Regions from separate parts of the Homo sapiens genome. Here region 1 is linked to region 2. The links are chromatin contacts, found by Hi-C or POLR2A ChIA-PET in ENCODE. All regions are on one chromosome and are shown on one strand. Each heading gives the region's core, a stretch centred on a gene start or an enhancer-like site at or near the end of the contact. The rest is flanking DNA. Distances are from core to core; before and after follow the strand shown. Region 1 overlaps FAM117B (family with sequence similarity 117 member B). Region 2 has its middle 26 kb from the start of FAM117B.

Region 1 (2,700 bases), core at 37-2,536, 58 kb before region 2:
AATTATCTCCTCATCTGTCAATATCCCAAAGGCCTCCAAAGACTGAAACCTAGCAGAAAAAAATATAGCCAGCATACTACTTCAACTTGAGTAGAAATAGGTAATTTAACTTAGGTTATCTAGTTTAGTTTAGATCCCTACACTATCTAGTGGGGCCAAATGGCTAAGGTTTATCTTGAGATTGGTCTAAAACATAACACCAGTACCATTCAGGAATACCTTGACACAGTTATTCCTCTCTACATAATTATCACCTTCATTGTAATAATTGGATTCAAGAACAGAGCAATATTATTTCTATGGAAAAAGAGACAGCACATGCGCGCGCACGCACACACAAACACAGACACACACACACAGACACACAGACACACATACACAAAGCTTTTTTTCTTTAAGCTGCCTCAAAAAGAAATACTTAGGCCGGGCGTGGTGGCTCATGCTAATAATCCCACCACTTTGGGAGGCCGAGGCGGGTGGATCACTTGAGGTCAGGTGTTCGAGACCAGCCTAGCCAACATGGTGAAACCCCGTCTCTATTAAAAATATGATAATTAGCCAGGTATGGTGGCACGTGCCTGTAGTCTCAGCTACTCGGAAGGGTGAGGCAGGAGAACTGCTTGAACCCAGGAGGCGGAGGTTGCAGTGAGCCAAGATCGCACCACTGCACTCCAGCCTGGGCGACAAAGCAAGACTCCATCTCAAAAAAAAGAAAAATTTACTAAAGTAACTCAAATAGAGGCCTGGAGCAAGTCCCAGTTTTTACGACATTTTTACTCTATTTTTAAACTCTTTAAAAATCATTTCACTTTATTTTAAATCACTGCTACAACACAGATTTTCGATCTGCATTTTTATTATAGAAATGAAACATACTGGCCGGGCGTGGTGGCTCACACCTGTACTCCCAGCACTTTGGGAGGCCGAGGCAGGTGGATCACGAGGTCAGGAGATCGAGACCATCCTGGCTAACACGGTGAAACCCTATCTCTACTAAAACTACAAAAAATTAGCTGTCCCAGCTACTCAGCGGGCTGAGGCAGGAGAATCACTTGAACCCGGGAGGCAGAGGTTGCAGTGAGCCAAGATCGCGCCACTGCACTCTGGCCTGGGCAGCAGAGCGAGACTCTGTCTCAAAAAAAAAAAAAAAAAAGAAATGAAACGAAACATGTTATTTCAAAATAGTCAAAAACCAGAAGTGAATACAGTAGAAAGTGAAAGTTGTCTGTAACATACCCCCACATCCCACCCACCAGTGAAAACCCAGCTAGCAGTGTCAAAATATAAACATACATAGTACATGCTCAGATACAATTTAAAAAAAAATGTGGCTGGCTGAACTTCTCTGACTCTTCAAGCCTTCTGTCTGCCATCCTCACCTAGAATTATGACTGTACATATGGTACATATGTGTGTGCGTTTGTGAACGTGTAACACCAATAAACATTTTACCAAAGTATTTTTCCAATGCAAACTTCAATGAGTCAACATTTTTTAAATTAGTTTTCTGAAAACCATAGGTAAACTGTTTCTATTTTTTTTCAATTTTCATGTTTATTTTGCTAACATAACTTCCGTTTCAATTGTTTTTAATGTAAAGTTTATAATAAAGACCCAATCTGCTTTTGACTATATCAGATTTTCTCAACAAAGTCTCTATCATCAAAAGGTTTGCTTTGTAACAATACCATTCCCAATTTAAGCAAACTATGCAGACACAAATTGCAGAATGAATGTTTTCTTCTGTCAAATTTTAGTCATAACAAATGTTGCCATAATACATATTTATAGCTATTTGTTTGTGTTTGTAATATTTATATCAATAAGTCACTACCAGTGAGTAGGATGAATGGTTTGTATTAGTTTCTTAGCTGACTACAGTAGGCAGAATTTTAAAATGGTCTCCCAAGATTTCCTGTCCTGCCAGTTTCCATGGCTCACGCCTGTAATCCCAGCACTTTGGGAGGCCAAGGCAGGCAGAACACCCGAGGTCAGGAGTTCGAGACCGGCCTGGTCAACATGGTGAAACCCTGTCTCTACTAAAAATACAAAAATTAGCCAGGCATGGTGGCATGCACCTGTAGTCCCAGCTACTCAGGAGGCTGAGGCAGGAGAATTGCTTGAATCTGGGAGGCAGAAGTTGCAGTGAGCCGAGATTGCACCACTGCACTCCAGCCTGGGTGATAGAGTGAGACTCTGTCTCAACAACAACAACAAAAAGAGGATTTCCTGTCCTAATCCCCAGGACTGAAAACACAACGAGATATCACATCCACGATTACATCATGTGCCAAGAGAGATTCTGTAGATGAAATTAAGGTTGCTAATCAGTTAGTAGTGAGTTATTAATGGGGAGATTATCCAGGAGGGCCCAATCTAATCACAAGTGCCCTTTAAAAATAGAAAGTTTTCTTTGGCTGGCTGCAGAAGAGCAAGTAAAAAAGATTCTATATGAGAGATATTCCACTGCTGGCTTTGAAAATTGAGAGGGTTGGCCAACTATAACCCCAGCACTTTGGGAGGCTGAGGTGGGAGGATCACTTGAGCCCAGGAGGCAGAGGTTGCAGTAAGCTTAGATCACACCACTGCACTCCAGCTGGGCAGCATACGAAACTCTGTCTCAAAAAAAAAAAAAGAAAAAAGAAAATTGAGAGGGTCATGTGGAAAAGATATGAGAGCCGCCTCAGAGCTGAGAGTGAC
Region 2 (2,700 bases), core at 73-2,572:
CACTTACCCCTCCCATGTAGTGAAAAGATACTTGACTCCTCCCATGTAGCGAAAACACAGGCCTGCCCAGACTTGGTATTTAGAAAACTAAAATAAGACTCTTTGTTTGACTCAGCTCCTAAGTAGTCATTACATATGGGGCACAAAGACCTCTTCTTGAAGATCTCTCTAGGAGAAAAGAGCTGCAGTGGACTAGTGGCTCCCTGACCTATGAATAAGGACAATCATCTATTATGTTACTGGTTTTTTGTGTTTTCTTTAAAGCACAGTCCTTTCAAAATCTCTACTAACTTGATTTTAAGTACGTACAGTTCTGAGGGAGAGTTGCAGCATAGATTACTTCTCAATATATGCATGGTCTAGTAATAGTGAGGATGAAAAGAGGAAACCAAAAGGGAAGTTAAATTCATGCACAATGTATAAGTTACTAATAAAATGGCAATCCCATACTCTCTTGTCCACAACCCAAGAGGGTCTACACTAACCAGAGTCTTGGTTTCCTTTCCTTTCCCTCCCTTCTGACATGATTTTCCTTCAAGGACTTCTGATTGGAAAATAACCTCAACCCAAACTTCCCCTTCTTATTCTGGCAATTAGAGTTACTATCCTGGTAGGACTTCAGGTTCTTAGAAATAGGATGATAATAATCATTTTATTGATAGTTAACATTTATTGAGCAATCACTATGTCTGAGGCACTGGGCTGCACACTTTACACACTATATACCACATTTGTACCTTATAGCAACTTCATACACAGTTACTATTATCCCCCTCTTTTTTTTTTGAGACAGAGTCTCACTCTGTTGCCAGGCTGGAGTGCAGTGGCACGATCTTGGCTCACTGCAACCTCCGCCTCCCGGGTTCAAGCAATTCTCCTGCCTCAGCCTCCTGAGTAACTGGGATTACAGGCGCATGCCACCACGCCCAGCTAATTTTTATATTTTTAGTAGAGATGGGGTTTCACTATGTTGGTCAGGCTGGTCTCAGACTCCTGACTTCGTGATCTGCCCACCTAGGCCTCCCAAAGTGCTGAAACTACAGGTGTGAGTGACCGCGTCCAGCCTATTATCCCCATTTTTATGGATAAGGAAAAGAAAGGATAGAATGGTAAGTGGATTGTCCAGGAGTGTATGGTAAATGCTAGAGGCAGGATGGAATCCCAGGGAGTCTGAGTCTAGAGGTCATACTCTCAACAACTGCACTAGGGTAGTTTTCTTTCCTTGCTCTTTGACTTCAGAGACGCAATCTAGTACGATGTTAAGTTTGGAGCCAGAGTGCCTGGATTCAAACTGCAGTTCCTCTTTTACAGCTGCATGATCTAGAGCAAGTTATCTAACTTCCCCTCATGGTTCTAAGTCATCCCACTGGGTGCCATGACTCTGATTAACTCCATCCAGGTTTGATCATTGCAATTAATTTCTAAATATTTCTGGAAATACTATGTATTATGTTAATATGTATTTGTTTTTATAGTACTTAATGTTTCTGAGCATTCTCTATTCTCACAGCAATTTTTCAGTCTTCAATCCCTGAGATCATGGTTTCTCTTCCTTTTCAACCTTTCCTTCATGCTAAGGTAAGTGCTTTGTAAATGTTGAGTGACTGATGGCATGAAACAGTCATTGCAAGAAAGGTCTGTTAGAGGCAAAGTAATGTGACACTGGGCCTTGCCTTACTTTAAGTCCAGGTAACAAATAACTATGCATTCTGCAGCTTTGCAGATCAGGGTAATCTTCAGAATAAGTCAAGCCTTTGCTTCTGACAGAGCATCCTTTCAATGGCAGCCAGAAAACTGATCTCTTGATTCTCCATCCCTGGGTGTGTAGGCATGTAGACAGAAGAAAGCAAGGGATAGGCTGCCATGACATGTCTATGAGACTTTGCCAAGACACTGCAAAGCCAGTAACCCCCACAATGAGGAGAGGAGTTAGGCTGCAATTAACTCCTTGTCATCTGCTATAGCAAAGTCAGCAACATGGCAGCTTTCCCCTTCCTTTACCGAGAGAACACATTCTTCCTTCCAGATATCTCCTTGGATCTCTGATCCTGAGGACATCCTATGACCCCCCTCCTAATTCCAAAAGAAGCAAAAGGCCGGGCGTGGTGACTCATGCCTGTAATCCCAACACTTTGGGAGGCTGAGGTGGGCAGATCACAAGGTCAGGAGTTTGAGACCAGCCTGGCCAATATGGTGAAACCCCGTCTCTACTAAAAATACAAAAATTAGCTGGGCATGGTGGTGGGTGCCTGTAATCCCAGCCACTTGGGAGGCTGAGGCAGGAGAATTACTTGAACCCAGGAGGCAGAGGTTGCAGTGAGCCAAGATTGTGCCACTGCATTCCAGCCTGGGCAACAGAGCAAGACTCCATCTTAAAAAAAAAAAGAAGCAAAAGAAAATCAGATCCCTTCTCTCACCACTCCTATTCAACATAGTGTTGGAAGTTCTGGCCAGGGCAATTAGGCAGGAGAAAGAAATAAAGGGTATTCAGTTAGGAAAAGAGGAAGTCAAATTGTCCCTGTTTACAGATGACATGATTGTATATCTAGAAAACCCCATTGTCTCAGCCCAAAATCTCCTTAAGCTGATAAGCAACTTCAGCAAAGTCTCAGGATACAAAATAAATGTACAAAAATCACAAGCATTCTTACACACCAATAACAGACAAACAGAGAGCCAAATCATGAGTGAACTCCCATT

What was found. A loop is a pair of places that touch in the nucleus more often than their neighbours do. ChIA-PET counts read pairs that join two places held with the same protein, here RNA polymerase II (POLR2A). Pooled maps may share reads with other maps.
Region 1: a loop to region 2 is called in a map with no recorded cell type, with 6 times the contacts of the local background. The contact joins two enhancer-like sites. A Hi-C loop is called at or near these places in 1 of 168 maps with a recorded cell type or tissue (ascending aorta), 24 of 37 single-sample maps with no recorded cell type and 5 of 50 pooled maps. POLR2A ChIA-PET finds 5 or more read pairs at or near these places in 3 of 52 experiments (T-cell, activated B cell and activated T-cell).

What each region holds. Positions count from the first base shown.
Region 1 is chr2:202,665,122-202,667,821 of GRCh38, reverse strand. The region is part of intron 1 of FAM117B (family with sequence similarity 117 member B); the gene reads right to left. Among named protein-coding and RNA genes, the nearest start is that of FAM117B, 32 kb to the right of the region's middle. RefSeq lists an enhancer at 1,314-1,393. Within about 2 kb of position 1,286, at least 5 of the 41 ENCODE cell types and tissues checked have a DNase peak (open chromatin) inside an H3K27ac peak, as active enhancers do.
Region 2 is chr2:202,607,258-202,609,957 of GRCh38, reverse strand. No RefSeq gene overlaps it. Among named protein-coding and RNA genes, the nearest start is that of FAM117B, 26 kb to the left of the region's middle. RefSeq lists an enhancer at 13-252. Within about 2 kb of position 1,322, at least 3 of the 41 ENCODE cell types and tissues checked have a DNase peak (open chromatin) inside an H3K27ac peak, as active enhancers do.